3 separate regions of the Mus musculus genome follow, and all the other regions are linked to region 2. The links are chromatin loops, found by intact Hi-C in ENCODE. Cell type or tissue: left cerebral cortex. All regions are shown on one strand.

Region 1 (2,500 bases), 210 kb before region 2:
GTTCGGCGTACAGGCGCTGCTGGCCGCCCGGCCCTTCCACAGCCACCTGGGTACGTGCAGCGGCCGCCGCGCAGAGGACTGGGCTTGGCGGGCGGGTGGGAGTCGGAGACCTGGGGTTGTCCGTAATTCATCCTCTTTCTCCCCTGTTTCTGGAGCGACCTGGGATGCAGCTCAGCGCAGGCCCGAGGCACCTACCTCTCTTCGCGCACTCCAACGGGAAAGTGGAGGGTGCGAGCAATGAGCTAGGCAGAAACCAGGCCTTGTGTCCTCGCGTCAGACCAGAAGAGAGTTTGTCTTCTGCTTCAGGGCGGCTTCGAGTTTTTTCGAATCGGGTGATAGGCGAGGCCAGGAGCCAGAGACCGCATCCCTATGGTTGCTACAAAATCAATCTACCGAGCACTCTGGATCAAAATGACTTCAAACCAGGGGAAGCCTGAGTTTCGCGGTAGGGTTGGCTGGGCATAACAGTAGCTGCCCAGACTGGGAAAGCTCTGGAGAAGAGGGTCGTGTCGCATAGTGTTGGATGCCCAAGCCATCCAGGAGCCTTTCAGAACCCCGTGCTTTCCAGTCAGCAACCGACCGAGGCCTGTGCTGCGGCCAGGGTCTCCGTAGGCCTTGTTTGAGGGAAAGAGGCCTGGTTGTGATCCGCTGCCCAGTTGGTCCTTCCATCCCGAGATCTGCTGGGCTTTCGTGCGTCTTGAAGCACTTGCTCAGATCTTTTCTGTCTCCGTCTTGTCTCTTGGGAGATTGTGAGGCAGTCTGCCCTGTACTGCATCTCGGCTTAGGGCTTAGTGACTCTCTTTGGTTGACCTCCTTCCTAGCCTTTTGGTAAAGTGGATCTGTCTCCCCTCTACCTCTCCCCCTCCGCAAGATTCTCTTCCCACTTCCTGCTATGTTTTCTATGCTCCCCTTACCCTGATGGTTCTCAGCCAGGCAGATCCATCCTTTCCAGTATCTCTTTTAGGAGAAGCCTACCAGGAAAGGAAGCGTCCAATATAGACTCCAGCTCAGCTAGCGGCCTCCGGAACCGGCCCCAGATTCTGTCCAGTCTTGGTAGCAGCCAGTCCAGTTTGCCTCTTTGATGTTCATCTGGTTCACAGCCTCTCTGCTGCCGTTCACTATAAAAGGACTCTGTTGTTGGCAATTCGTTTGAAGCGGGCAAACAGCCGATTTAGGGCTAAAGAACATGGAGAGGTCTTCATGCTTCTTGGGGGGAGGGGGTCTGAACAGAGGAAACAAGAAAGACAATTTTCAGGTTCAAAGGATGCTTTGGTGACCCTTTCCTCGCCAATGTCCAAGCCTCAGCCAGTGATGTAGGTACAGCGCCCAGAAAAACAAATGCTCACATTCCACAACGTTCTTTTCCCAATGCAAAAGCTCCCCCACCCCCGCCCCCGCTTCCAAATTCACCCGTTTCTTCTTAGTTTCTCTTTTTCACGAAAGGCATACTCTATGTCCTCGGAGCAGCGAACTTGCTCTAAAGCATCCTGAAATCTCGGAGCCTACTGGCTCATGGGGACTCCAAAAAAGAGCAAAGGATGCGAGGGATACTCTTTTCTAGACTCCTCGGGATAGCTACCTGAAGGAGGGTCGCCCAGGATGCTGGGTTTAAATCCCCAGGGAGTGGCTGGTTCGGGCTCCCAAACGCAGCAAAGCGCTGTGGCGTGGGAGGCTGGAATCCAGTTCACCCAGATCTTTCTCTCTTCTCTCTCTCCCCTTCTCTCTTTGCTCTGTAGCGGTGCTGAAGGCTGAGCAGGCCGCAGTGTTCAAGTTCCCACTGGCGCCGCTCGGCTGCTCCGGGCTGGGCTCGGCGTTGTTGGCCGCCGGGCCTGGGATGCCCGGCCCCGCAGGCGCATCGCACCTGCCGCTGGAGCTGCAACTCCGCGGGAAGCTGGAAGCAGCTGGCTCTGGTGAACCTGGCGCGAAAGCCAAGAAAGGACGCCGGAGTCGCACCGTATTCACTGAGCTGCAGCTGATGGGGCTGGAGAAACGCTTCGAGAAGCAGAAGTACCTCTCTACCCCTGACAGGTAGTGCCGGGCAAGACTGGGCTCGAGGGAAGGGTAGGCAGGTGGTGGCCTGACCCGCTGAGGGTGTGCGTTACTCTTTCCAGAATAGATCTAGCTGAGTCCCTGGGCCTGAGCCAGTTACAGGTGAAGACGTGGTATCAAAATCGGAGGATGAAATGGAAGAAAATAGTAAGTGTGGCTGGTGGCTTCCTGCGGGCTGGGGTTTCCTGGGCTTTGTCCTTGGTGTCCTCCAAGAAATACCTTCCCGCCCTCCTCACACTAAGACTTCTGCCCATCCCATCCCGTGAACTGCTGTGTCTGCTTGGGTTCATTAGGACAGAACCCCCATCCCCGGCACCTCCTGGCAGCTTCTAACTCCTCCATCTTCCGCTCGTTCTCCTCAGCAGTTCTTTAAACCTCCACCGTTTCTTTAGGGCCTAGAGTCACTGTGATGCCGTGGTTGGGCCCTGGGCATCCGGTGGTCCTTGATCGG
Region 2 (2,500 bases):
AAGCAAACAATAAACAACAAACCTCTTCCAGCATCAAGACTCATTATCTCACCCCCCCACCCCCTTCTCTGCCTCGGCAGCAGCCCAGCTGACAGGTAACCAGAGGTGCTATAGGTCTTGGATTGAGACAGGAAGAAGGGGTGCCACCACTCTCAGGGCTACTCAAGTCCAGATTCCCAGCGTTTCTGGATTTGGAGAGGCCTCCGGGCTATCACCCACTGTGATCTGGCCACAAACCCTTCGAGATGGATGCCAGTTGGTGGCTGTTTATAGTGGCCCTGTTTTGGAGCAGAGCCCAGGGGTCACACAACTCTGAGTGCTCTCCACAACCCTAGATATTTGGGGGAGGCAACACAAGATACTCGAGGGATTCCAGTGAGCCATACAGGACCACCCCTCGTAAGGCCAGCCAGGTTGCCCTACAAGAGTGGGCCTCTGTCCCAGGGCCTACAGATGTGAGAAGGCCCATCAAATCCTGGCCACCTAGCTCCCAACACTTAAAGATGACTAGACCAGAGACCACAGCTCTTTTTCAAGACTCCCTAAAGATCCTGGATGTGAGATATCAGAAGGGTCTTCTCTCTAGAAGGAAGGTCAGGGACGGTCCAGAACCACACACCGTTCTCTCCCTCCAGCCTGCTACTCGCTGTTAAAAACTCACACCCAGGGGACAGACAGACCTGTCCAGCTTCAGGCCAGCCCTCTTGAGGCCCAAGCACATCCCACAGGCAAAGTCAAACACAAGAGAACCTGTTGGAGCAGTTTAAGCAGGATGATCACCTCTTTCTCCTCCTCTTACTTCTAAGTAGGAAGGGACTTAGGCTCTTAAAAAGTAGACACAAGGCCAGGTCATGGCCACCGGCAAGGGCCCAGAGGGCGGGTTTAGTATCTCCAAGCTTACCTCTTTCCCTCCTCCCCATCTTCCTTAAAGAGCATAAGGTCATGTCAAAACTGGGGTTCCTCTGCCTGAAGCAGAGAGGAGGGAAATGGGGAGCCGAGCAGGCCAGGAAATGAGCGGCCAAGCCACAACACCCCCACCCCAACACACAGACACTCACGTCGGTCTGTCACTGCACTCCCGCCTAGGCCCGCAGGCCGGCCCGAGCCAGTAGGCACGCGGGGTCCCCGGTGGGGTCCTGCCCGCCAGGACACAGTCCCGAGGGGGTTCCCGGGATCCAGCACAGACGGGGGGCACTGGCCGCTACCTCGCTACCGTTCCCCCGGTCCACCCGAGCCCTGCCAGCTCCGGAGCCCGCCAGTCGCGCCTCTCGGGGGACCCGCGCCGGGCCGCGCGCCCGCCTCTCCCGGCCCGGCCGCCCCGAGCCCGCGCGGGGAAAGTTCCTGCAACTTCGCAGGGGGCTGGCGGCGGGGGCCCCGGGCCTGGGCCTCGTCCGGCTCCTGGCCTCCGCGGCCACTGCGGCCCCGCTGTCAGACGACCGGGTCCCAGCCCCATCGCGGCCGGAGCCCCAACTTCCCCGCGCCCCTCGCCCGCCCCGGCCACGGGCCTCGCTTTGTGCGCGGCGGCCGTACGCCCCCGCCCTGGGCACAAAAGGGCGCGCGGCCCGGCGGCCGAACGCGGCTGCGGTGCCCGGCGGGGCCCGGGGCGCGCGACCAGGGCGCGGGGCTCGGTGGGCCGGGCGGGCCGCGGCGCGCTCACCTGCCGTGGAACCAGTCCTTGCAGGCATCGCACTCGATCATAAAGCGGGTAACGTCGTAGGGCAGCCGGCAGACGCAGTACACGGGCACCGTCGCCATGTTGCCGCGCCGCCGCTCGCCCCGCCGCTGCGCTGCCCGGGTCGGGCCGGGCCGGGCCGGGGGCCGCGCGGCGAGGGCGGCGGGGGCGGCGGGCGCGGGCGCCGCGGCCGGAGCGGACGGGGCCGGGGGCGCTCGGCAGGGCCCGCGCGCGCGCTCGCGGCCGGGCGCGTCCACACAATGCCGGCGCGGGCTGCTGGGGCCGCGCCGGGAGCCGCCCGCCGGGCCGCGGGGCGCAGGGCTGAGAGTGCGCGGGGGGCCCGGCCGCGCGCGGGACACAAAGCGAATGGACGCGCGGGGGCGGCGGGCGGGGAGCCGCGGCCCCACCGAAGGGACCCCCGGCCGCCGAGCGGCCGCTACGTCAGCGCCCCGGGTGGCGCCGCCTCCGCCCGCCGGCCTGGGCCCCGCTCCCGCCGCCGGGAAGGCGGGCCGCGGTAGAAGGTGGGCCGCGGGCCTGGGGGAGCCAGCAGCCGGGCTCGGGGGCACCCCGCGGGAGAGGGTGGCCCCGGGACTCCCAGGGAGACGAGCCGCGGAGCCCCCTGCCCCCGACTACGTGAACACAGTTCGCACAGCCCTGCCTTAGCCAGAAGCAACTCCTTGGCCTTAACTTTCTTCTGACCCCGAAGTGGGATGGACAGGGGGATCTTCCTCCTCTTCCTGGGCCCGGCAGCCTCCCTCCCATCCCGAACTGCGACTGAGTTGCTGGCTTTTGAATAACCTCCCCTTCCCCTTCTTTCTAGCTGGGGGC
Region 3 (2,500 bases), 130 kb after region 2:
CTCAGTGACCCACCTTCCAGTAGGCCTCACCTCCTTGAGTTTGCACCCCCTCCCAACACCACCATCCCCCACAGCTACTAAGTCTGACATCATCATGATGGTGTAGTATGCTGTGCTGAGTGAAACAAGGCCCACACCAAAGGACAAACATTGTATGGCTCAGTGACTTTGAAGTATTTAGAACTGGTAAATTTGCAGAGAAAAAGTGCATGGGGCAAACAGGCTGAGGAGAGGGGACTCGTTCATGGGGACAACTTTAGAATGATGTGTTTCTGGAAACAGCTACAATGTTTGCAGGAGACTCTGAGTACCATTAATGCAGCAGTATTTACAAATTTAAAAGGGTTAAATGGTGGATGTTATGTTGTATATATTTTACCAAAAACTTAGAAAATATAATGGGGGGGGTTGTTGGAGAGACAGTCCACTGATTATGAACACTGGCTGTTCTTGCAGGGGATCCAGGTTCAGTTCTCAGCCTCCTCGAGGTGTCTCACACCTGTTTATAACTTCAGTTCTAGGGGATTCAGAGCCCTCCTGGCTTTATAGGACACTGAGTACTCGTGGTGTACAGACATACATGTAACCAAAACACCCATATACATAAAATGAAAATCTTAAAAATATATATTTGGGTACTGGGATCTATCTATCTAGCACTTGCCTGGCATGCGAGATGCCCTAGGTTCTGTCCTTAGCACTAAAACCCAAATTCCCCCTCTGCAAAGGAAAGGTACCTACTGCATTCAAACACAGCCCCACTCCCGGCTCTGTGAGACAAGTGAGAAAGATGTCATGAGACATCCATGCAACTCCTGGAATGTCTCTACCCACAATTCCCTTCCGCAGCCTACCTCCTCAAAGCTGTATTCTCAACAAAGAACTCCTGCCTTGAAAGTCCTCAAACAGCCTTTCAGTTAGATAAGCTAATGACCCAGAAGTGGCTTCTCTGTGCTAGGTCTCATTTCTTCATGATGAGCTGAGCTGAGATGGGTTAGTCAAATGCCTACTGATATCGGCTTCCAATTTGTACACACCCAACTGTTTTAAATAGCCTCCAGACGATCAGATTTTAAGTCACTTAGAACCTGCCTGGTTTGCATACTGGGAAACCTGGGCCCAGCGTTTGCTAAAGTTAAGATTAACCCCCAAACTGTGATGACCCTGGAGTCATTGTTGTTCCTGGGATTCTGTGACCTAGACTGTCCCCTCCACACTGCCGGGTCATATCACCCAGCCCCGCCAGCACTCCCACAGCTCTAAAGGGTCTCTCTCCTTTGTGTGTGCTCCCCAACCTCTGACCACCTCTTGCCCAAGGGACTTCCATAGACTCACCTCTTCAAGTTTTTGAGTTCTACTGCCACCTTGTGGTCACATTTCCTTCGTACTCCCGTTTTCCTCTTGAACCCCAGTCCCAACTGTGATTGTTCTGAGTAGAGGGCCTCTTTGGAAGCAGCCAGCAGATAGGATCACAGAATCAAACAGCCTGGCCTCTAGTTTTGTCATCCTGCAGGTGGTTGGCTGTGAGCCTAGACCGGGACTCGAGTTCCTTGAAGCCTCATCTATAAAAAGGGACCAACAGAGGTACCTGTCGTGAGGTGCCGTCTTAAGGATTAAATGGGTTGTCTACCCAGAAAGAGTCTGATCCAAGATAAGTGCCCAAGCAGTAGAGCTGTGGTTTTCTGTGTGAATGAAAGAGTATTCAGGTTCTTTGAAGCTCATCAGGGCAAAATTTCATTAATATAGCCTCCGAATACATTTCAGTTCACAGGCACATGGTAGACACAGCGTGTTAACAACTCTGCAATCTGTTCAATGTAATAATATATTGGAAGACAGTTTTGGGTGAGACCCACAGGTCGAGATCATAATATTTTTGGCCTCAGAAGTCCTCCAAACAAAACAGGCCATTGCCATTGTTCCTAAAACTTAGCATTCCCCCAAACTCTCCAAGGCCCTAGCCAAATTCAGAGTTACTTGAACCCCTAGCAGTAGAGTCAACCAATCAAGAGAAAAGTCATCTATCCCTCCATGGAATTCCCCTAAACCTGCATAAAAGAATGCCTGCAAGCCCCCTCAAAGGGTCTCCACTTAGCTCTGGAGTACCCCTGCATGCTGATCTTTTCTGCAGAATAAACACTCTTTGCCTTTGCATACTATTTGAGCCTGAGGTGTCATCCTTCAGTGATTCACAGACCCTAACAGCAGGATCTAGAAAAATCAAGCTGGAAGTGTGCCAGAAGCCTCTTCCCTGCTGGGTAGCTTCCACAGTGCTGGAAGGGGCTGTACAGGACTCTAGAGAAGAAACATCACCGGTAGAATTGCCTAGCAGTATATCCTCCAGGATATAACACTAGCTGCACACAAGGTATGCCAACTGGCACATTAGTGGCATGACTGTTAATGGGATAATCAAATACTTTCTGATTGGATTTGAGGCTCACTCACTGGGAGGGAATCCATGTCTGGTACTGGTCAAAAGCCCATAGCTGGGGACAAC

The links. Hi-C counts contacts between places; a loop is a spot of excess contacts. Peaks named below come from ENCODE experiments on the same cell type or tissue, not always from the same donor. Only the 100,000 strongest peaks of a DNase experiment are listed, where the experiment ranks them.
Region 1: it touches region 2 in a loop (4-fold over the local background); 2 of 42 quality-filtered maps call a loop at or near these places.
Region 3: it touches region 2 in a loop (2.6-fold over the local background); 3 of 42 quality-filtered maps call a loop at or near these places.

The regions. Positions count from the first base shown.
Region 1 is chr13:48,663,290-48,665,789 of GRCm38, forward strand. It overlaps Barx1 (BarH-like homeobox 1), which reads left to right. Exons shown (of 4, transcript NM_007526.4): 1 at 1-50; 2 at 1,737-2,028; 3 at 2,112-2,196. Among named protein-coding and RNA genes, the nearest start is that of Barx1, 1.5 kb to the left of the region's middle. In left cerebral cortex, no CTCF peak of the experiment used is centred here; DNase peaks (open chromatin) are centred at 137, 1,107, 1,719 and 1,987.
Region 2 is chr13:48,869,011-48,871,510 of GRCm38, forward strand. Phf2 (PHD finger protein 2) reads right to left here and starts at 1,875. Exons shown (of 22, transcript NM_011078.3): 1 at 1,658-1,875. The coding sequence starts at 1,755. Phf2os1 (a long non-coding RNA gene) reads left to right here and starts at 1,941. Exons shown (of 2, transcript XR_003950516.1): 1 at 1,941-2,193. In left cerebral cortex, no CTCF peak of the experiment used is centred here; DNase peaks (open chromatin) are centred at 1,071 and 2,495; H3K4me3 peaks cover 1,883 bases; H3K27ac peaks cover 1,136 bases.
Region 3 is chr13:48,997,418-48,999,917 of GRCm38, forward strand. No RefSeq gene overlaps it. Among named protein-coding and RNA genes, the nearest start is that of Fam120aos, 31 kb to the left of the region's middle. In left cerebral cortex, a CTCF peak has its summit at 1,381 (motif pointing left); a DNase peak (open chromatin) is centred at 1,372.